2 separate regions of the Mus musculus genome follow, and region 1 is linked to region 2. A link is a loop called in an ENCODE intact Hi-C map of the cell type or tissue named here. Cell type or tissue: heart. All regions are shown on one strand. Links, peaks and the distances in the headings refer to the core of each region. The heading gives the core; the rest is flanking DNA.

Region 1 (12,557 bases), core at 1,669-9,668, 230 kb after region 2:
CCCCAAAGCAAGACAGGAAACAAAATAGATTAATTCTAAACTCTGCATCTCCGTGGGTTATGTCAAAGCAGTTTTCAGATCTCCAACTCCTTTTTCATTTTTGTTAACTGCCACAAACTGCTTTTTCCTGGGCTGGTTCCACTCTGTTAGCAGCATTCCTATGGCTCTGGTATCTCGAAAATCTTGGGGTCTTCAAGGCAGCTTCAATGTTACAGCTTCTTGTTTCAATGTTTGTGATCCACATATGATCTTCTGGACTCCTCCAAAGGGCTGGCGCCACTTCTCCAGCTCTGCATGCTGTATCACTCTAAGCTCAGGTGATCCACTCCACTGCCACTGCTGTTTTTGTGATCAACCCAAGATACTGGCATATCCAATACACTGGGGTCTTCTGCTGCAACTAGGCTTCACCAATAGACTCTCATAGGCTTTCTTCATGATACCAAGCTTCAACTCCTTTGGATGACCCCTTCAGTCCTGGGCCATCAACTACAACTGAGGCTGCACCTTCAACAACAGCCTTGCATGGCCTCTCACAGTGCCAAGCCTCAGCTGCTCTTCATGACCCCTTCATGCCTTCAAAACCAGTACCTCCTGGGTGATCCTTACACATTACCAAGTACAGCTGCTGCAGGAGGTACAACCTAGGCTATCTCTGGAACACAGCTTCTTTGTGCTCTCAGTAAACACTTCCCAAAAGATTTCACCTCAGTGATGCTGGTCTCTTCTTAACCACCACTAAATTCTTAGCTCTTGCTAAACAGCAGCAACTGTCCCAGGAGTCCCTTCTATTTTTTACTCTAAAGCCAGAGCCACGTGGTCAAGGCTGTCGAGTTCTGCAGCTTGCTAGGGCTAGAACATGGCCCCCTTGTTCTAGTACATTATCACCAGTTCTCTGTTTTTCAACTCCTTCACTGTCCTGGAACTTGCTCCATAGACCAACTTTGAACTCAGAGATTTGCATGCCTGTCTCCTAAACTCTGAGATTAAAGGTGTGGTCCACCAAGCGATTTAACTTTTTCTTCACCTAGAACTTGCTCTGTCCCAGGCTGGCCTTGAACTCAGTAATCTATTTGGTTTTATCTCCTGGGATAAAGGCTTGTACTACCATGATCAATACTAGATGTAGCTGGGTAGGGTCTGGTCCCCAAGTTCCAATTTCTTAATCGGCTATCTCCTAGAATATAGGATTTGGCTCCATTTCCCTTCCTGGTGCCCCTTTAACACTCAAACCATATATTTTATATCTTTCCTTTCTAAGTTTGCTATGCTTGTTCAAAATGCTCTTCATGAGACTTAACCAGAGAACAAAATCTCTATTGGAATTTTTTGAGACTTCCTTTGTCAATCTGAGTCTCATCACCTTAGCCTCAGGGCAAAGGGCAAAAAATAGCCACATTCTTCACCAAAACACCACAGAACAGTTTCTAGGCCACAGGTTGAAATTCTCCACTGAAACCTCTTGGGCCAGGTCCACACAATTCAAATCACTTCAGTAACAAACTCTTTCATAGTCCTACTAGGATAGCCCATTAAGCCCCATCTAAAGCAATCCACTGCTTTCCAAATCCTAAGTCCCAAAACCCACATTCTTCCAAAGAAAAGCCTTGTCTTAACTATCAGAGCAATATCCCCAGTGCCTGGTACCAACTTCTGCTAGTGGAAAACTGAGTTCCAGGCAGCTAGAGTGAGGGTCTTAAGCCCATGACCACAGTGACATGCCTACTCCATCAAGACCACACTCCTAATAGTGCCACTCACTGGGCCAAGCACATACAAACCATCATAAATACAAAGGTCCATCAAGTGTTCCAAAAATTCTTTTTATACCTTGAAGGAACTGATGACGACATTCTATATTAATGATCATGCATGTTTCTTTATATCTGTAAACCAACATGACTGCTTTCCTACACACTTCCACATGTTTTTTAACAGAAAATGAAATCAGTTCCCATAAATCTTTTGTAACTTATTCTTAGTATCTGACATACAGGGTACTTCAATAGAATCAGATACAATTGGCGGTTTATTGTTTTGTTTTGTTTTGTTTTGTTTTGTTTTGTTTCTATACAGGGTTTCTGTTTTCTTATTTTTTTCTTGAATAGTTTATTTATACAGTCAAAAGCAAATTATATATTTTTAAACGTATTTTTTTCAAGGCTTTATTGGCTACCATCATACACACCAGAAGAGGGCATCAGACCACATTACAGATGATTGAGAGCCACCATGTGTTTGCTGGGAATTGAACTCAGGACCTCTGGAAGAGCATTCAGGATGCTCTTAACCGCTAAGCCATCTCTCCAGGCCTCAACAATTAATACAACAACAATAACAACAACAACAACAACAACAACAACACACACACACAAACACACAAAATCCCTCTCTTTTCTAGCATCCAGTTCCCATGAGTCCACAGGTACCTCTGTGACTGTAAATTCTGAAAACCTTTGTATAGATTCAGTAAAGATAACATCTTTCCTCCTTTTGATGCAAACACATGCTTTGTAATGTTCCTTCAAAAACCAGCCAATCTGGTCTAGGCAGGGTCTGGGTGACAATGCTAACTGGGACACTTGATTCTGGAAATCAAACCCAGGTCACCGAGGTGTGAAGCAACTCACCCCCACCCCGCCTCATACACACAATACCTTCTTGTTAGCTCCATATTCTAATTTTCCACAGCAAGATGTGAGGGCTCATTCCCTCTCTCCTCCCACCCTCACCCCCTGTGCCATTCAGTTGGACAGAAGTGGGGTTTTGGTGTGGTTTTGCTCTGTCGTATGAGAAAATATCAGGGTCTCTCCCTGTGTTCAAGGTCCACTGTCACTTCCTGTGCACAACTTCCCCTGGGTTGTTGTTAAGATGGGGAGGATTGTTCTTGTCCTTCTATACCTGCCTGGAGATCTTCATTATTTCATTTAAAATACTTTACATTTTCATTTTCATTTCCTTCATGACCCATGAACACATGTACTTAAAATCTCCATCAATATGGGGACTGGAGAGGTTGCTTAGTGGTTAAGAGCACTAACTGCTCTTCCAAAGAGGCCAGGTTTAATTCCCCAGTTGGTGGGTTACAACCATGTAGAACTTCAGGGGCATGCGCGCCCTCTTCTGGCAGCCACCGGCACTGCATGTGCATGGTGCACATACATACCAGCAGGCAAAACACCCACATATATAAAAAAAAAAAAAGAAGAGATAGGATAATGTTACTTTCTCCTCTTTTCATTTCCAGAGCTGATAACTACATGAATGTGGTACCATAGCTGAACTTTAAGACTGAAATGCCTTAGCATAGCTATAAGATCTCAAACTTCATGTACCTCTTACCAAAAGCTGCCAGTATGTTCAGGTTTACATTATCATCATCATCATCATCATCATTCATCAGTATATTCATATTATCAGCTGAATTTCAAAGAATAAACCCTGTACTATTCATAATTATCATAAGTATACTTATACAGCAAGTATTAGATTGCAACATTTTAAAATTCACATTTACTTTAATTGGTTTTTTAAGTTTTGTGAAAATTTGGAACTTTGTTTTGTTTTGTTTTTGTTTGTTTGTTTTTTCAAGACAGGGTTTCTCAGTATAGCTCTGGCTGTCCTGGAACTCACTTTTTAGACCAGGCTGGCCTCGAACTCAGAAATCCACCTGCCTCTGCCTCCCAAGTGCTGGGATTAAAGGCATGCGCTACCACTGCCTGGCTGAAAACTTGGAACGTTTTACCTTCTGATATATTTTCTCAGCTTTAGCATAAGTGTGTATATAATTCAAATGTTCTGGGGAAAAATAAATTCTTTCTAAAAGGTATTTCTGACAAAGATATTAGACTGATTTTTATACTATATGTTAATTAGTATTACAGAAAGATTTGATCATTTTTTAATAAAAGTATTTCACATTAAAAAAAAAAAGAAAAGAAAAATAAGGTAGAGGTTGGTTGGAATGGTATACGTCCATAGTCCCAGAATTCTAGAAGTAGAGACAGGAGGATTGCTAAGTCCAAGGCCAGCTTGTGTTTCCTAGGGAGTGAGGAAAACAAAACAAAACCAAAATTGAACCTGAACATTTTCTAATTAATTTCCAAGTTAAAGGCCTGCTGGTTATAGAATGCATGGCCCACTGTCTTAGTCTTTTGTCCAAGTATATATCCTGCTGAATGCTCTCCGTGCTTGAAATGTGTACACAATATGATACAGTAGTTATTATATTAAATTTATTCACTGCATTTAAATATTTGCTGATTGCTGGTGGTTATTTTAGCTACATCTGAGCTAGATATTGAGGTGGTCTGACCTTTGAGAGCTTCTCCTGGCTGTTCTGGCTGTTTTGTTGTGGAAAGATGAGCTGTAGGCTTCTCTTTCTTGCTTTTGTTGTTTGTTTGTTTTCTTTTGTTTTTCTAGACAGGGTTTCTCTGTGTAGTCCTGGCTGTCCTGGAACTTACTCTGTAGACTAGTGTGGCCTTGAATTCAGAAATCCGCCTGCCTCTGCCTCCCAAGTGCTGGGATTAAAAGCATGGGCCACCACTGCCTGGCTTGTGGTGGTTCTTAAATATGGGAATGAAGGCTTTCTTTATGAAAATTTTGGTAAACGTTCCTAAGTACTGTGATGATGTTTTGTATCTTCTATTTTGATGATATTCTAGGTAATACTACAGATTCCTGGGATGGGTAATATTAACATATCATAGTATATTATTGGTTTAAATCTTCTAGACATTTAAATTTTTATTTATTACTGTGCGTGTGTGTGTGTGTGTGTGTGTGTGTGTGTGTGTGTGTGTGTGTGTGTGTATGATATGTGCAGTTGGTGGTTGTATGTGTCATGGTGCACATTTGGCGGTGAGAGGACAAGTGAGATAAACTGACTCTCTTTCTGGGATTGGTCACCAGGCTTGTAGAGCCTCTACTGGCAGTATAGGCTTCTTGTTGCTATTTTATTCCAAATTTCTGAATATTTTAAAAGAACATGTCAGTAAGTTTTAGAACTGTGTCCGGTTTTAGAAAGTTTCTATAATGATTTAAAATAATCTGTGACAACACAAAAGTGAGGGTAGGAACATGTGCTGCTCCTGCCACGCACCCAGCACACAGACTGAGATGACTGAGGTTAGGTTTTCATAATCGGCCAAACGTCATGAGCATCAGTTGCTTTTCAAAGCAGGAAGAACTCAGAAGACACCATCTTTTGTAGGTGCCTTTCAAGATTTTAGTAAATTTTCTTCCCAATCTCTTCAGTAGAATTTGGGCTTGCCATAGCTCTACTTGCCCTGGCTGTCCCAGAACTTGCTCTGTAGACTAGGCTGGCCTTGAACTCAGAGATCTACCAGTCTCTCCCTCCCTAGTGCTGAGATTAAAGTGTGGGCCACCAGTGCCCAGCATGCAAAATTTAGACTTAAAAAGGTATTAGAGTTTTATATATTTTTCATAACTGTAATTAATGTCTCCTTTGTTTTTTTGGTATAGTCATTTAGACAGGGTCTTGCCACGCTGCCCAAAACTGATTGCTCCATGTCCTAGATGACATTTGACATTATCAGTTGACTGAACTCACTGTGAAGCTGAAGATAATCTGGAACTCTGGACATGCAGTGCTGAACTCTGGAGTGCTGACTTTACAGGCATGGACCAGCTACCACACCCAATTTATGTGATGCTGGGGAGTGACCTGGGGGCTTGGTGCTTGCCAGCAAAGTGCTCTTCCAAATAAGCTACATCTTCAGCCTCCAAAACTTTATATATATATGATCTTACTTTGTACTTCAGGCTGCCTTCGGTTTTATGATCATTGGGCATCATCCTTCTGATTAAACAGAGTACTAACCATGCCTAGCTTGCATAAGGCTTTTCTATTAACTGGGTTAGATTTGTCAATATGTACCATGTAATGAAACTAAGAACATTCACTGATAAAGTAATACAGCTTCGATAAGCATATTACATGCTAAAGTATTTTGTAAACAGCCCCTGACCCCAACGTCTGCTAATACTTTCACAATCTCTGTAGTATTTCAAGAGAAGACACTTGAGTAATCCTCTCTGTTTCTACTATTTAGGAAGAATATTGAAGGGAAGCCACCCTTGCATAGATATATGATCGAGCCTCCCTGACCAGGTCTCCTGACAACCCAAAGGATCTTCAAACATACTTTGAGCACAGCCACTCTACAGGACACTTATGGCAAAAACACGTTGGGGAAATTCCTGGAAACATAAATAATGACAAGAGACCTTGGAGTAGCAACATTCTCGAGAGATGCAAAACTGTCAAACGTTACCTGGCTTAAGTTGTAATAAACGTCTCTGAGGAGAGAAAGGAAATACATTTCAGTAAACATCATATGAAACATTAGCTAGAATGCTATATCTTCAGTAGACATGTTTCTTCTTTATTTTTTCAAAAGAAAAATCCATTATTTATTTATTTACTTCTCATTAAGGTAAGTCCAGGATGGGTGCAAGCATCACCCATTGGACAAATTCTGTGTCCAATGGACTTTGCAGGAAGGCTTCAGGACGTGGCACAAACCACGCTTCTGTTTCTCTGGCCAGAGTTAACTGGATCACTCTGGTTGTGTTTGGTTTGCCTCCAGGAGTCACTGCACTGATGATAAACATATGCACACCTCTTGGCCAAGTGCAATCCAGTTTCATCTCGGGCATAAACACCTTCAGCTTTATGAAGAGCCCTCAGAGACCTTACCCCTAGCCAGGACAAATGGCTTTGCACTGCAGCCTTCCAGGTGTACTCACCTTTCAGAAGTCCTGTTCCCAGCAGGCCTCCACAGGGCCAAGGTAGCAGAAAGCAAGGTACACTGTTTCTAAACCTTTGGGTATTCTCTTTACATTTTGGTACACAGATATAAAGAACTTGGTGTTAAATGTAAAACAAAAACAAACACTATATATCATGCTGACTATGGACCAAAGGGTATATCACTCATTCCCCATCATGGAGGGATGAGGTGTTTGTATCTTAAAAGTATATTACCAAGTAAAAGAAGCCAGTCTAAAACATTTATATACTATAGATTCCAACTATATATCATTGTAGAAAAGGAGAACCTATAGGAAGAGGTAATTTTTTTTAAATGTGATTTCTGTGGGCCAGGTAGGAGAGAAGAATGCATGTGTGGAATTCAAGAACCTTAGGATGGTGAGAATACGTGGAACCAGGATGATGGAGACCCACCATTACGCATTTGTCTATGCTCCTGGAAAATACAGTACAAAGACTGGACTGATGATGCAAGCCCTAGATTTTGGTGTTCAAGCACTGATGTTGGCTTATCAACTAAAAGAAATATGCCACTCTAGGAAGCCATATTGATAATGGGGATATGTGTGACTACTTACAATATAAATGAAATGAAAAGTCGGAAAAATTAATATAATATTCACTTACCTTAATAAAAAAATCAACAAAATTGACATATTAAATGAAGAAAAATATAGAATTTTATATTAGTCTTGAGTGGTAATATTCCTCAAGTAAATTAAAATATTAAGATACAATAAATTACAATACAAACCCTGGGGCACAGGCACAGTTGGGGGATAGAGTATCTGTCTACTAAATATGAATCCCTGGCTCAATCCCATTACCACAGAAATAAAATGAAATAAATAAAAATAAAATCCCAACAAAGAATAATGTAGAATTTTACAAACCAATTCCAAAGAGTTATAGGGAGGAAAACAAATATGTTTGGATGTATCTAGGATAAGGTGTGGCAGCACTGGCCTGTAATCCTGCCATTGAGGATGCAAGGCAGAAGAATCATGAGGTCAAAGCACCTGGTACTACATACCAAGACCTTGTCTCTAAAAACCCTGGGCTGGAGGGTGGAACTCACTGGCAGACTGTAAAGGGCCTTAGGTTAGATTCCCAGCACTGCAAAAACCAAGAGATAAACAGCAATAAAATAAAAACATGGGTTTCCCAATAAAGGATGAGGGTGGCCACCAGACAAGAGTGGCCACTTACGCTCATACTTGCCAGATTTTCTAATTAAAATGTGAACTCAGAAAGAGAAATACTTCACATGGTTGTTCATATGCAGATCTTAGCTTGGAGGGTGTGTGTGTGGTGTGTCTGAGTGTGTGGTATGTTTAGGAGTAGGTGGTGTGTATGTTTGCATGTCGGTGTATGTATAAGTATATGGTATGTCTGTATATGTGTGTGGTGTGTGGTGTGGTGTGTGGTATGTGTGTGTGGTGTGTTTGTGATTATACAGTGTGTATATTGTGTTCATTAGTATGTGTTGTATGTGTATATGTGTGTATTTGTGTGTGGTGTGTATATTTATGTGATTGTGTGTATGATATGTGTGGTTTCTATCTGTGTGAATGTGTATGTGATATGTGTGTATGTGAGTGTGTAATATGTGTGATGTGTATGTGTATGGTGTGTTTGTGTGTGTGTGTGTGTGTGTGAATGTGTGTGCAGTATGTGTAGGGTTTGTGTGTGTTGTGTGTGAATGTGTGGTAGATGCGGTGTTTATGTGTGAGAATATGTGTATGTGATATATGCATATGTGTATGTCATTGTGTAGTATGTGTGATGTGCATGGTGTGTGTCTATGCATGTGTGTGTGTGGTGTGTGTTTGAGTGTGTGCTATGTATGAGTGTGTGGTATGTGTATGAGTGTGTTCTATGTATGAGTGTGTGTTTGGTGTGTGTATGTATGGTGTGTGTGAGTATGTGGTGTGTATGGTGTGTGTGAGTATGTGGTATGTGTGGTGTATATGGTGTATGCCTTTGTAAAGCCTATCAAACTAGAAAGATGTCAAGAGAGGGTTTCAAACAGAGTGGGATGGGAGAGGTAGCAAAAGGAAACATGTGACATGAAAGTGAAAAGGCGCTTTGGGGAGGCCACATGGGAATGAAAAGGAGGGAACAGGAGGGAAAGGGGAGGAGAATCTACTAGAACCCACTTTGAAAAGGTCACAAAGATGCCTGCAAAGATAGCTTAGTGCTTAAGGCACTGGCTGCTCTTTCAGAGAGTAGGCTTCAGTTCCCAGCACCCACAAGGTAGTTCACAAACATTTGTAAGTGCAGCCTCAGGGGATCCAGTGCCCTCTTCTGGATTCCTCAGATACTGCACATGTGTGGTTCACAGAAATACATGCACACACAACACCCATACACATAGAATACAAAAAGAAAGTGTCATAAAGATATCTAATACCTTGTAAGTGGATTAAAAAGCTAAATTGAAATCAAACAAGCAGTAAAGAAGATAACAGAGTCAAATAGATGAGCTAAATAGAACAGCCAGCCGAGGAGGCCAGGAATATATAGAAAATTCAGCTACGAGCGAGAAGATACTGTATATACATTGTGCAGAAAATTGGTGTGAAAATTAATTATTCATGTTTAAAAACAGAAGTGAATTTCCACCTGGAGGCTTGTTCAGAACTAACTCCAAGAGGAATAAGAATTTTTTTCTTCGGGCATAAGAGATGGTTTAGTGATTAAAAACACACTGACTATTCTTCAGAAGGTCCTAAGTTCAAATCCCAAAATCCACATGATGGCTCATAACCATCCGTAATGAGATCTGAGGCCCTTTTTCTGGTGTGTCAGAAGACAGCTACAGTGTACTTACATATAATAAATAAATAAGTATTTTTTAAAAAAGAATTTTTTTTCTTTTGGAGGAGGGGGTTCAAGACAGGGACTTACTGTGTAGCCTGGGCTGTCCTGGAAAGTACACTGTAGACCAGGCTGGCCTTGAACTCATAGAGATCTACCTGCCTCTGCCGCTCAATGCTGGGATTAAAGGTGTATGCTACCACTCTCTGTGCAGATTAAGAATTTTATAGAAAAAAAATAAAACAATGTAGAATACTGTGATCTAGCAGGTAAGGAAATCTTTCTGTCTTCCTAATATTTATTTATGTATATGAGTAAAGCATTGCTCTCTTCAGACACACCAGAAGAGGGCATCAGAATCCATTACAGATGGTTGTCAGCCACCATGCAGTTTCTGGGAATTGAACTCAGGACTTCTGGAGGAGCAGTCAGTGTTTTTTACTGCTGAGCCATTTTGCCAGCCCCAGAAATTTTTTTAATGGATTTTAGTCAACAAAAACTTGCAAAGGACGAATTTAAAATGAATTTGCAATAGGAAGGGCCTCTGTGAATAACAGGGAGCAGAAGTAATGATGTACAAAAACATGAGCTATTGCTCCAGCCATTTCAACCTGCTCTCTTATAGAACCCATGACACCTGCCCAGGAATGGCACTGCCCATGGTGGACTGGGCACTGAACCATCAATAACTAAGAAAATGCCCTACAGCCAGACCCTACCATTTTCTCAGTTCAGGATCCCTCCTTTCAGACAACACTTGCTTGTGTAAATTGACATAAAACTAGCAGCACGCTTGGTGAGATCTAAAGGAAAGCAAGGGTTCACCCATCACCAAGGATTGTACAGAGTCTCTGGGCTACTTCCTGGATAGTACTTCTCTTTTGGCTGTGTGGAGGAGACAGAGCTAGCTCAGGGAGGTTAGAGGTTCGTCTTGGTTATTGTCAGCTCTTGGGGCTCAGTGTACATAAGTGAGAACAGTAATCCATTATGTGACCCTCCCAGTTTCTTGGAAGATATCTTAGTTCCTTTCACTATAATGAAACCACCCCATAGGTGACTTTATCCTTAATTTCTCATTGCTCTGGTGGCTGGGACAAGCACTACCCAAGTAGGGTCAGCTTCACTCAGCTTCTCGCCCTAGAGTAGGCCATGACCTGGCTCATAGATGATAGTGTTTCACTCTGAATAGTAGGGAGTTTCTATCATAAGGCCCTAATCATATCTATAAGGGTTCTATCCTTAGGGTCTTATTATGTTCCCAAAGCCCCATACCAACTACCACAATATGAACTTGGGAGGGGACACAAGAGCTTAGTTCATTGAGATAGATTTTTCTCTCTGAGGCTCCCAAGTTCTTCTCTTTAAAAGAAGCAGAACGTAGTCAATTTGGTCACAGTGGCAAGTTTAATTTCCCAACACAGCTCTATCAGGAGTTTTTATTTGTGAACTTGCCCTTGTCAATTGCTCCGTGGTTTCAGAACCCATGGAAGGATGGACAGTGATTAAAAACGAACAGAGGCCTGACATTTTCATGAGTGTCAGAGGCTCAAACCACACTTCCTAGTGAGACTCTGGAGAAGTCGATGTTAAAGAACCACACAAAGAAGGAAATGAAGCTGCTGTCAATAACCATGCCTTACTACACACATGAGTGTTCTGATTGCTTCTGCCCATGGTACATGATGACTGCTAACGCAGCCAGGGAAGAGTGGGTTACAGCATTATCACATGTAAAAATAAATCACATGAATAAAACGATATAACTATGGAAGAGGGAAGAAGGTCTCCTCTAACAAAAACAGATGTACTGTAGATAAAATAAATAAATAAAATAAAATAAAACATGAAATTTATTCTGCCTTCTTCTTGATGCTAAAGCATCCCTGTGCTCACCGTTTGGTTTTTTTTTTTACTTTACAGCACAATTAATCAAGTATTAGCAAATGGCTTCCTCCTTTTAGTTATACACATCCATTCTTGTGTTAAGTAGTGACTGAAGATTTATACAAGACAGAGACTTTGAAAATAGATGAGAGATGCTCTGGTAGGGGCTACTCCCGCCATCTTCCTTCTGAGCCCAGTGGAGATCGCTAAGGACTCCAGAGTGCTCTCCATGCCGCAGGACCTGGGGATCACCTTGGGATCATGGGTGAGTGGAATGCAACATCAGCTCAAAAGAACAGAGGAGGGTCTTGTGCTGGCAGGAACAGGGACAAATGAACCCTGCCCAACCAGAGGGCAGGTTATGGCCAGCCCCGCCAACTTCTGCGTGAACACGGCCGAGGACCCCTAGCACTCCCAGGACCCCCTGATCACCTGAGAGCATGTGGGTGATAGAAGCAACAGAGCTTCTTGGTCAGGGTCCAGTTGGGCCTTCATCCTCGGCCAGGAAGAAAACTGAGACCCAGACCCCTGGGCACATTCCTTCCCAGAGGAGAGTCGGCCAACAGGGAGAGTTCTGAACCAGGAACTCAGGAGGTGGATGATCAGAGCTTCAGACTGCTGGACACCTGCCCTAAAAGAGGAGAGCTTGCTTGCAGAGAGTGCTCTGACCAATGAACTCAGGTGAGAGTTGGAATCCCAGGAGTGCTGACAGAGGCTAAAAAAATCACAGGAGGACCAAGCTCCAACCAGAGACAGCTTGAACATTAACACCAGAGATTTCCAGATAGGAAAAGGCAAACGTAAGAAACTTACTAACAGAAACCAAAAACACTGGACATCATCAGAACCCAGTACGCCCACCACAACGAGTCCTGGATACCCCAAAACACCAAAAAGCAAGATGTATATTTAAAATCATATCTCATGATGGTGTTAGAAGATTTTAAGAGGGGCATTAATAACTCATTTAAAGAAATACAGGAGAACACTGCTAAACAGGTAGAAGCCCTTCAAGAGGAAGCACAAAAATACCTCAAGGAATTACAAGAGAATGTGG
Region 2 (12,557 bases), core at 1,576-9,575:
TAAGCTGTCTCCAGGCCTCTACACACATACCCTGGCATGCCTCCACCCCAACATATCTTGTGTATACACACTCACACATCCTACATCAGAGAGTTCCTGACAAGTCACTAAGGTAGCAACAGGCTCATGAGAGCAACTATCTACACTGATATTTCTCTGTTAACATTGAAACAGAATGCAGAACTCAAATCTTCAAAGCAGTAAATTTGTAATGAATATAAGAAAGGACTGGCTTATTTGCTGTTTTACCCTAGCTATGTTTTGGAGGCATGGCTTCAATGGAGATACTCGCAGGACATCCTTAAAGCACACAAAGGATCCATCTCTTCACCAATGATCAGAAGAATGCTCAGTGGAGAGGTATATAATTGCAGAGATCAAGAGCAGTTCAAAATACCTATGATGACTAAATGGAACAAAGGGACAAAGGGGTTTTACACTGGCTTCAGTAAACTTAAAATACTATCAATTGATTATAGCGTAAACTCAGTCCTCAGAAAAAGACTGGCAGCCTGTGTGCTCCAAGGAATTATGATATTGGTACTTACCAGTGAAGGTTTCTTTGCGGTCCATATCAGCTCTTCAGTGCTGGCACTTTCTGGATCATACACCCATATGGTGACAATCTATAAGAGAAAATATGAAAGGAACAAATTGAACTCTGTGGATTATAAGAGAGAGGAAGAGAGGGAGGGATGGACAGAGGGGGAGAGAACTAAGTTGGGGGTGTGTGGGCTAGAGGGTAAATCTTGGAGTAGTTAAAGGATGGATAAGATTGAGTGCAAACAAAATATATTTATGTATATATAATTATCAGAGAATTAAAAATACTTGAATAAAATGTAATCACATTCCTCCAGTTTTATACTAATTTCCTTTTTTTCATAGCAAAAACCACTCAAAATACTCCTTTCATTATTGGTACTGGAGCAATTAAGTGGTTAAGAGTACTGGATTTTCAGAGGGACTTGGGTTCAATTCCCAGCACCTACATGGTGGCTCACAACTATCTGTAACTTCAGTTCCCAAGGATCCAATGTCCTTTCCTGCCTCTACAGGAGCCAGGCATGGAAATGGTACCTGGCAATTCAAGATTCATATAGGTAAAATATGCATACTAGTAAAATAGAAATGAAAAAATTTTCATTATTTTCTATTTTAAAACACCAAAGCAGTGTTTGTAGTTTTAAAAACTGGAACAATGCTGTCTTAGCTAGGGTTTTACTTATGTTGACAGACACCATGACCAACGCAAGTCTTTAAAGGACAACATGTAATTGGGGCTGGCTTATGAGTTCAGAGGTTGAGTACATTATCATCAAGGTGGGAACATGGCAACATCTAGGCAAGTATGATACATGCAGAGCTGAGAGTTCTATATCTTCATCTGAAGGCTGCTAGGAGAATACTGACTTCCAGGATGCTAGGGTGAGGATCTTAAGCTCACACCCACAGTGACACACCTATTCCAACAAGGCCACACCTCCTAATAGTGCCACTCACTGGGCCAAGCATAAACAAAGCATCATATGCCACTCCCAGGCTCTCATAGGTCTGTTCAAAATTTTTTCATTTCTATTTTGAACAAAATTTGGGACCATACCTAAATATAACACAATGCAAAATATTTAGTCCAATTTCCAAAGGCTGCATAGCCTATAGCAGTCTCAACAATGTTAAAAGTCCAAAGTTCAAGGTCTCTTCTAAGATTCATCCAATCATTTAACTGTAATCCCCAAAGCAAGACAGGAAACAAAATAGACTAATTCTAAACTCTGGGTTATGTCAAAGCAGTTTTCAGATCTACAACTCCTTTTTCATCTTTGTTACCTGCCACAAAGTGCTTTTTCCTAGGCTGGTTCCACTGTTAGCAGCATTCCTATGGCTCTGGTATGTCGAAAATCTTGGGGTCTCCAAGGCAGCTACGATGTTACAGCTTTTGTTTCAAAGTCTGGGATCCACATATGATCTTCTGGGCTCCTCTAAAGGGCTGGCGCCACTTCTCCAGCTCTGCCCGCTGTATCACTCTAAGCTCAGGTTGATCCACTCCACTGCCACTGCTGTTCTTTGTGATCCACCCAAGATACTGGCATATCTAATACACTGGGTTCTTCTGCTGCAACTAGGCTTCACCAATAGACTCTCATAGGCTTTCTTCATGATACCAAGCTTCAACTCCTTTGGATGACCCCTTCAGTCCTGGGCCATCAACTACAACTGAGGCTGCACCTTCAACAACAGCCTTGCATGGCCTCTCACAGTGCCAATCCTCAGCTGCTCTTCATGACCCCTTCATGCCTTCAAAACCAGTACCTCCTGGGTGATCCTTACACATTACCAAGTACAGCTGCTGCAGGAGGTACAACCTAGGCTATCTCTGGAACACAGCTTCTTTGTGCTCTCAGAAAACACTTCCCAAAAGATTTCACCTCAGTGATGCTGGTCTCTTCTTAACCACCGCTAAATTCTTAGCTCTAGCTAAACAGCAGCAACTGTCCCAGGAGTCCCTTCTATTTTTCACTCTAAATCCAGAGCCACTTGGTCAAGGCTGCCAAGTTCTGCTGCTTGCTAGGGCTAGAACATGGCCCCCTTGTTCTAGTACATTATTACCAGTTCTCTGTTTTTCAACTCCTCCTCTGTCCTGGAACTTGCTCAACGTAGATCAATGTTGAACTCAGAGATCTGCATGCCTGTCTCCTAAACACTGGGATTAAAGGTGTGATCCACCAACCCAGGATTTAACTTTTTCTTCACCTAGAACTTGGCTCTGTCCCAGACTGGCCTTGAATTCAGAGATCTGTTTGGTTTTATCTCCTGGGATAAAGGCTTGTACTACCATGACCAATACTAGACGTAGCTGGGTAGGATCTGTTCCCCAAGTTCCAAGCTCTTAATCTGCTATCTCCTAGAATATAGGTTTTGGCTCCATTTCCCTTCCTGGTGCCCCTTTAACACTCAAACCATATATTTTATATCTTTCCTTTCTAAGCTTGCTATGCTTGTTCAAAATGCTCTTCATGAGACTTAACCAGAGAACAAAATCTCTACTGGAATTTTTTGAGACTTCCTTTTTCAATCTGAATCTCATCACCTTAGCCTCAGGGCAAAGGGCAAAAAATAGCCACATTCTTCACCAAAACACCACAGAACAGTTTCTAGGCCACATGTTGAAATTCTCCACTGAAACCTCTTGGGCCAGGTCCACACAATTCAAATCACTTCAGTAACAAACTCTTCCATAGTCCTACTAGGATAGCCCATTAAGCCCCATCTAAAGCAGTCCACTGCTTTCCAAATCCTAAGTCCCAAAACCCACATTCTTCCAAAGAAAAGCCTTGTCATTACTATCAGAACAATATCCCCAGTGCCTGGTACCAACTTCTGCTAGTGGAAAACTGACTTCCAGGCTGCTAGAGTGAGGGTCTTAAGCCCATGACCACAGTGACATGCCTACTCCATCAAGACCACACTCCTAATAGTGCCACTCACTGGGTCAAGCACATACAAACCATCACAAATACAAAGACCCATCACGTGTTCAAAAAATTCTTTTTATACCTTGAAGGAACTGATGACGACATTCTGTATTAATGATCATGCATTAATACAGAATGCATAATACACACACACACACACACACAAAGTCCCTCTCTTTTCTAGCATCCAGTTCCCATGAGTACACAGGTATCTGACTAGTGATTACCTCTGTGACTGTAAATTCTGAAAACCTTTGTATAAATCAGTAAAGATAACATCTTTCCTCCTTTTGATGCAAACACATGCTTTGTAATATTCCTTCAAATGTTTCTTTATATCTGTAAACCAGCATGACTGTTTTCCTACACACTTCCATATGTTTTTTAACAGAAAATGAAATCAGTTCCCATAAATCTTTTGTAACTTATTCTTAGTATCTGACATACAGGGTACTTCAATAGAATCAGATACAATTGGTGGTTTATTGTTTTGTTTTGTTTTGTTTTGTTTCTATACAGGGTTTCTGTTTTCTTATTTTTTTCCTGAATAGTTTATTTATACAGTCAAAAGCAAATTATATATTTTTAAACGTATTTTTTTCAAGACTTTATTGGCTACCATCATACACATCAGAAGAGGGCATCAGACCACATTACAGATGATTGAGAGCCACCATGTGGTTGCTGGGAATTGAACTCAGGATCTCTGGAAGAGCAGTCAGGATGCTCTTAACCGCTAAACCATCTCTCCAGGCCTCAACAATTAATACAACAACAACAACAACAACAACAACAACAACGACCACACACACACACAAAAAGTCCCTCTCTTTTCTAGCATCCAGTTCCCATGAGTCCACAGGTATCTGACTAGTGATTACCTCTGTGACTAAATTCTGAAAACCTTTCTATAGAATCAGTAAAGATAACATCTTTCCTCCTTTTGATGCAAACACATGCTTTGTAATATTCCTTCAAAATCCAGCCAATCTGGTCTAGGCAGGGTCTGGGTGACAATGCTAACTGGGACACTTGATTCTGGGGATCAAACCCAGGTCACCGAGGTGTGAAGCAACTCCCCACCTCACCCCCACAACACACACACACACACACACACACACACACACACACACACACACACACACACAGTACCTTCTTGTTAGCGCCATATTCTAATTTTCCACAGCAAGATGTGAGAGCTCGTTCCCTCTCTCCTCCCACCCTCACCCCCTGTGCCATTCAGTTGGACAGAAGTGGGTTTTGGTGTGGTTTTGCTCTGTCGTATGAGAAAATATCAGGGTCTCTCCCTGTGTTCAAGGTCCACTGTCACTTCCTGTGCACAACTTCCCCTGGGTTGTTGTTAAGATGGGGAGGATTGTCCTTGTCCTTCTATACCTGCCTGGAGATCTTCATTATTTCATTTAAAATACTTTACATTTTCACTTTCATTTCCTTCATGACCCATGAACACATGTACTTAAAATCTCCATCAATATGGGGACTGGAGAGGTTGCTTAGTGGTTAAGAGCACCAACTGCTCTTCCAGAGAGGCCAGGTTTAATTCACCCAGTTGGTGGGTTACAACCATGTAGAACTTAGGGGGCATGCGCGCCATCTTCTGGCAGCCACCGGCACTGCATGTGCATGGTGCACATACATACCAGCAGGCAAAACACCCACATATGAAAAATAAGGTGGAGGTTGGTTGGAATGGTATACGTCCATAGTCCCAGAATTCTAGAAGTAGAGACAGGAGGATTGCTAAGTCCAAGGCCAGCTTGTGTTTCCTAGGGAGTGAGGAAAACAAAACAAAACCAAAATTGAACCTTAACATTTTCTAATTAATTTCCAAGTTAAAGACCTGCTGGTTACAGAATACATGACCCACTGTCTTAGTCTTTTGTCCAAGTATATATCCTTCTGAATGCTCTCCGTGCTTGAAATGTGTACACAATATGATACAGTAGTTATTATATTAAATTTATTACTGCATTTAAATATTTGCTGATTGCTGGTGGTTATTTTAGCTACATCTGAGCTAGATATTGAGGTGGTCTGACCTTTGAGAGCTTCTCCTGGCTGTTCTGGCTGTTTTGTTATGGAAAGCTGAGCTGTAGGCTTCTCTTATTTGCTTTTGTTGTTTGTTTGTTTTCTTTTGTTTTTCTAGACAGGGTTTCTCTGTATAGTCCTGGCTGTCCTGGAACTTACTCTGTAGACTAGTGTGGCCTTGAATTCAGAAATCCGCCTGCCTCTGCCTCCCAAGTGCTGGGATTAAAAGCATGGGCCACCACTGCCTGGCTTGTGGTGGTTCTTAAATATGGGAATGAAGGCTTTCTTTATGAAAATTTTGGTAAACGTTCCTAAGTACTGTGATGATGTTTTGTATCTTCTATTTTGATGATATTCTAGGTAATACTACAGATTCCTGGGATGTGTAATATTAACATATCATAGCATATTATTGGTTTAAATCTTTTAGACATTTAAATTTGTATTTATTACTGTGCGTGTGTGTGCGCGCGTGTGTGTGTGTGTGTGTGTGTGTGTGTGTGTGTGTGTGTGTATGATATGTGCAGTTGGTGGTTGTATGTGTCGTGGTGCACATTTGGAGGTGAGAGGACAAGTGAGATAAACTGACTCTCTTTCTGGGATTGGTCACCAGGATTTTGCAGCCTCTACTGGTAGTATAGGCTTCTTGTTGCTATTTTATTCCAAATTTCTGAATATTTTAAAAGAACATGTCAGTAAGTTTTAGAACTGTGTCAGGTTTTAGAAAGTTCCTATAATGATTTAAAACAATCTGTGACAACACAAAAGCGAGGGTAGGAAGGTGTGCTGCTCCTGCCACGCACCCAGCACACAGACTGAGATGACTGAGGTTAGGTTTTCATAATCGGCCAAACGTCATGAGCATCAGCTGGTTTTCAAAGCAGGAAGAACTCAGAAGACACCATCTTTTGTAGGTGCCTTTCAAGATTTTAGTAAATTTTCTTCCCAATCTCTTCAGTAGAATTTGGGCTTGCCATAGCTCTACTTGCCCTGGCTGTCCCAGAACTTGCTCTGTAGATTAGGCTGGCCTTGAACTCAGAGATCTACCAGTCTCTCCCTCCCTAGTGCTGAGATTAAAGTGTGTGCCATCAGTCCCCAGCATGCAAAATTTAGACTTAAAAAGGTATTAGAGTTTCACGCATTATATACTTTTCATAACTGTAATTAATATCTCCTTTGTTTTTTTTTTTTTTGGTATAGTCTTTTAGACTGGGTCTTGCCACGCCACCCAAAACTGATTGCTCCATGTCCTAGATGACATTTGACATTATCAGTTGACTGAACTCACTGTGAAGCTGAAGATAATCTGGAACTCTGGACCTGCAGTGCTGACTTTACAGGCATGGACCAGCTACCACACCCAATTTATGTGATGCTGGGGAGTGACCTGGGGGCTTGGTGCTTGCCAGCAAAGTGCTCTTCCAAATAAGCTACATCTTCCGCCTCCAAAACTTAAAATTATATATATATGATCTTACTTTGTACTTCAGGCTGCCTTCAGTTTTATGATGGTTGGGCATCATCCTTCTGAATAAACAGAGTACTAACCATGCCTAGCTTCCATAAGGCTTTTCTATTAACTGGGTTAGATTTGTCAATATGCACCATGTAATGAAACCAAGAACATTTAACTGATAAATTAATACAGCTTCGATAAGCATATTACATGCTAAAGTATTTTGTAAACAGCCCCTGACCCCAACGTCTGCTAATACTTTCAAATCTCTGTAGTGTTTCAAAAGAAGACACTTGAGTAATCCTCTCTGTTTCTACTATTTAGGAAGAATATTGAAGGGAAGCCACCCTTGCATAGATATATGATCGAGCCTCCCTGGCCAGGTCTCCTCCCAACCCAAAGGATCTTCAAACATACTTTGAGCACAGCCACTCTAAGGGACACTTATGGCAAAAACACGTTGGGGAAATTCCTGGAAACATAAATAATGACAAGAGACCTTGGAGTAGTAACATTCTCGAGAGATGCAAAGCTGTCAAACGTTACCTGGCTTAAGTTGTAATAAACGTCTCTGAGGAGAGAAAGGAAATACATTTCAGTAAACATCATATGAAACATTAGCTAGAATGCTATATCTTCAATAGACATGTTTTTTCTTTATTTTTTCAAAAGAAAAATCCATTATTTATTTATTTACTTCTCATTAAGGTAAGTCCGGGATGGGTACAAGCATCACCCATTGGACAAATTCTGTGTCCAATGGCCTTTCGCAGGAAGGTTGCTTAAGGATGTGGCACAAACCACGCCACTGTTTCTCTGGCCAGAGTTAACTGGATCACTCTGGTTGTGTTTGGTTTGCCTCCAGGAGTCACTGCACTGATGATAAACATACGCACACCTCTTGGCCAAGTGCAATCCAGTTTCATCTCGGGCATAAACACCTTCAGCTTTATGAAGAGCCCTCAGAGACCTTCCTCCTAGCCAGGACAAATGGCTTTGCACCGCAGCCTTCCAGGTGTACTCACCTTTCAGAAGTCCTGTTCCCAGCAGGCCTCCACAGGGCCAAGGTGGCAGAAAGCAAGGTACACTGTTTCTAAACCTTTGGGTATTCTCTTTACATTTTGGTACACAGATATAAAGAACTTGATGTTAAATGTAAAACAAAAACAAACCCTATATATCATGCTGACTATGGACCAAAGGGCCTATCACTCATTCCCCATCACGGAGGGACGAGGTGTTTGTATCTTAAAAGTATATTACCAAGTAAAGGAAGCCAGTCTAAAACATTTATATATTATAGATTCCAACTATATATCATTGTAGAAAAGGAGAACCTATAGGAAGAGGTAATTTTTTAAAATGTGATTTCTGTGGGCCAGGTAGGAGAGAAGAATGCACGTGTGGAAAGCAAGCACCTTAGGATGGTGAGAATACATGGAACCAGGATGATGGAGACCCACCATTACGCATTTGTCTATGCTCCTGGAAAATACAGTACCAAGACTGGACTGATGATGCAAGCCCTAGACTTTTGGTGCTCAAGCACTGATGTTGGCTTATCAACTAAAAGAAATATGCCACTCTGGGAAGCCATATTGATAATGGGGATATGTGTGACTACTTACAATATAAATGAAATGAAAAGTCAGAAAAATTAATATAATATTCACTTACCTTAGTAAAAAAAATCAACAAAAATTGACATATTAAATGAAGAAAAATATAGAATTTTATATTATTCTTGAGTGGTAATATTCCTCAAGTAAATTAAAATATTAAGATACAATAAATTACAATACAAACCCTGGGGCACAGGCACCGTTGGGTGATAGAGTATCTGTCTAATAAATATGAATCCCTGGCTCAATCCCAATACCACAGAAATAAAATGAAATAAATGAAAATAAAATTCCAACAAAGAATATTGTAGAATTTTACAAACCAATTCCAAAGATTTATAGGGAGGAAAACAAATATGTTTGGATGTAGCTAGGGTAAGGTGTGGCAGCATTGGTCTGTAATCCTGCCATTAAGGGCACAAGGCAGAAGAATCATGAGGTCAAAGCCACATGGTACTACATACCAAGACCTTGTCTCTAAAAACCCTGGAGGGTGGAACTCACTGGCAGACTGTAAAGGGCCTTAGGTTAGATTCCCAGCACTACAAAAACCAAGAGATAAACAGCAATAAAATAAAAACATGGGTTTCCCAATAAAGGATGAGGGTGACCACCAGACAAGAGTGGGCACTTACGCTCATACTTGCCAGATTTTCTAATTAAAATGTGAACTCAGAAAGAGACATACATGACATTGTTGTTCATATGCAGATCTTAGTTTGGAGGGAGTGTGTGTGGAGAAAGGGCCCCACTGTGTAGCTTGGGCTGTCCTGGAAAGCACTCTATAGACCAGGCTGGCCTTGAACTCATAGAGATCTACCTGCCTCTGCCGCTCAAGTTCTGGGATTAAAGGTGTATGCTACCACTCTCTGTGCAGATTAAGAATTTTATAGAAAAAAATATAAAACTTAATGTAGAATACTGTGATCTGGCAGGTAAGGAAATCTTTCTGTCTTTCTAATATTTATTTATGTATGTAAGTAAACCATTGCTCTCTTCAGATCAGAAGAGGGCACCAGATCCCGTTACAGATGGTTGTCAGCCACCATGCAGTTTCTGGGAATTGAACTCAGGACTTCTGGAGGAGCGGTCAGTGTTTTTAACTGCTGAGCCAAATCTCCAGCCCCAGAAATTTTCTTTAAATGGATTTTAGTCAACAAAAACTTGCAAAGGACGAATTTAAAATAAATTTGCAATAGGAAGGGCCTCTGTGAATAAGAGGGAGCAGAAGTAATGATGTACAAAAACATGAGCTATCGCTCCAGCCATTTCAACCTGGTTTCTTATAGAATCCATGACACCTGCCCAGGAATGGCACTGCCCATGGTGGACTGGGCACTGAACCATCAATAACTAAGAAAATGCCCTACAGCCAGATCCTACCGAGGCATTTCTCAGTTCAGGTTCCCTCCTTTCAGACAACACTTGCTTGTGTAAATTGACATAAAACTAGCAGCACGCTTGGTGAGATCTAAAGGAAAGCAAGGGTTCACCCATCACCAAGGATTGTACAGAGTCTCTGGGCTACTTCCTGGATAGCACTTCTCTTTTGGCTGTGTGGAGGAGACAGAGCTAGCTCAGGGAGGTTGGAGGTTCGTCTTGGTTATTGTCAGCTCTTGGGGCTCAGTGTACATAAGTAAGAACAGTAATCCATTACGTGACCCTCCCGTTTTCTTGGAATATATCTTAGTTCCTTTCACTATAATGAAACCACCCTATGGTGACTTTATCCTTAATTTCTCATTGCTCTGGTGGCTGGGACAAGCACTACCCAAGTAGAGTCACCTTCACTCAGCTTCATGCCCTAGAGTAGGCCATGCCCTGGCTCATAGATGATAGTGTTTCACTCTGAATAGTAGGGAGTTTCTATCATAAGGCACTAATCATATCCATAAGGGTTCTATCCTTAGGGTCTTATTATGTTCCCAGAGCCCCATACCGACTACCACAATATGAACTTGGGTAGGGACACAAGAGCTTAGTTCATTGAGATAGATTTTTCTCTCAGGTAGCTCTCAAGTTCTTCTCTTTAAAAGAAGCAAAAAACAGTCAATAAGGTCACAGTGGCAAGTTTAATTTCCCAACACAGCTCTATCAGGAGTTTTTATTTGCAATTTGCCCTTGTCAATTGCTCCGTGGTTTCAGAACCCATGGAAGATGGCCAGTGACTAAGAACGAAAAGATCCTTGACATTTTCATGAGTGTCAGAGGCTCAAACCATGCTTCCTAGTGAGACTCTGGAGAAGTCGATGTTAAAGAATCACACGAAGAAGAAAATGAAGCTGCTGTCAATAATCATACCTTACTACACACGTGAGTGTTCTGATTGCTTCTGCCCATGGTACATGCTGACTGCTAATGCAGCCAGGGAAGTGTGGATTACAGCATTATCACATGTAAAAATAAATCACATGAATAAAATGATATTACTATGGAAGTGGGAGGAAGGTCTCCTCTAACAAAAACAGATGTACTATAGATTAAAAAAAAAACGCAAAATTCATTCTGCCTTCTTCTTGATGCTAAAGCATGCCTATGCTCACCAATTTTTTTTTACTTATTGAATAACTTTACAACACAATTAATCAAGTATTATCAAGGGCTTCCTCCTTTTATAGACATCAGTTCTTGTGTTAAGCAGTGACTGAATTATTATACAAGACAGAGACTTTGAAAATAGATGAGAATCGTGCAGAACCTGAGACTGCGGTACATAGGGAAGCAGACTGCCCGGGCCTGACCCGGGACAAAAGCCCCTTCCGCTCCACTCCAGCCCAGGGCTTCCTGGCCAGCGGAGTTGCCTGACACCCGCAAGGGCCCACACAGGATTCCCCACGGGATCCTAAGACCTCTGGTGAGTGGAACACAGCGCCGGCCCCAATCCAATCGCACGGAACCTGAGACTGCGGTACATAGGGAAGCAGACTACCCGGGCCTGACCCGGGGCAAAAGCCCCTTCCACTCCACTCGAGCCCCAGGCTTCCTGGCCAGCGGAGTTGCCTGACACCCGCAAGGGCCCACACAGGATTCCCCACGAAATCCTAAGACCTCTAGTGAGTGGAACACAACTTCTGCCAGGAGGCAGGTTCAAACACCAGATATCTGGGTACCTTCCCTGCAAGAAGAGAGCTTGCCTGCAGAGAATACTCTACCCACTGAAACCAAGGAGAGTGCTACCCTCCCAGGTCTGCTTATAGAGGCTAACAGAGTCACCTGAAGTACAAGCTCTTAACAGAGACAACTATAACAGCTAGCTTCAGAGATTACCAGATGGCGAAAGGCAAACGTAAGAATCCTACTAACAGAAATCAAGACCACTCACCATCATCAGAACGCAGCACTCCCACCCCACCTAGTCCTGGGCACCCCAACACAACCGAAAATCTAGACCCAGATTTAAAAGCATTTTTCATGATGATGATAGAGGACATCAAGAAGGACTTTCATAAGTCACTTAAAGAATTACAGGAGAGCACTGCTAAAGAGTTACAGGCCCTTAAAGAAAAGCAGGAAAACACAGCCAAACAGGTAGAAGTCCTTAAAGAAAAACAGGAAAACACATCCAAACAGGTAATGGAAATGAACAAAACCATACTAGAACTAAAAAGGGAAGTAGACACAGTAAAGAAAACCCAAAGCGAGGCAACGCTGGAGATAGAAACCCTAGGAAAGAGATCTGGAACCATAGATGCGAGCATCAGCAACAGAATACAAGAAATGGAAGAGAGAATCTCAGGTGCAGAAGATTCCATAGAGAACATCAACACAACAGTCAAAGAAAATACAAAATGCAAAAGGATCCTAACTCAAAACATCCAGGAAATCCAGGACACAATGAGAAGACCAAACCTACGCATAATAGGAGTGGATGAGAATGAAGATTTTCAACTCAAAGGACCAGCAAACATCTTCAACAAAATAATTGAAGAAAACTTCCCAAACATAAAGAAAGAG

Evidence for each region. Peaks named below come from ENCODE experiments on the same cell type or tissue, not always from the same donor. Only the 100,000 strongest peaks of a DNase experiment are listed, where the experiment ranks them.
Region 1: it touches region 2 in a loop (13-fold over the local background); 8 of 42 quality-filtered maps call a loop at or near these places.

What each region holds. Positions count from the first base shown.
Region 1 is chr1:177,836,607-177,849,163 of GRCm38, reverse strand. It overlaps Catspere1 (cation channel sperm associated auxiliary subunit epsilon 1), which reads right to left. Exons shown (of 22, transcript NM_001368823.1): 6 at 6,297-6,321. Among named protein-coding and RNA genes, the nearest start is that of Catspere1, 34 kb to the right of the region's middle. In heart, for the core only: a CTCF peak has its summit at 3,137 (motif pointing left); no DNase peak of the experiment used is centred there.
Region 2 is chr1:178,065,524-178,078,080 of GRCm38, reverse strand. Catspere2 (cation channel sperm associated auxiliary subunit epsilon 2) reads right to left here. Exons shown (of 23, transcript NM_001368822.1): 8 at 549-626. Among named protein-coding and RNA genes, the nearest start is that of Gm25312, 44 kb to the right of the region's middle. In heart, for the core only: a CTCF peak has its summit at 5,110 (motif pointing left); no DNase peak of the experiment used is centred there.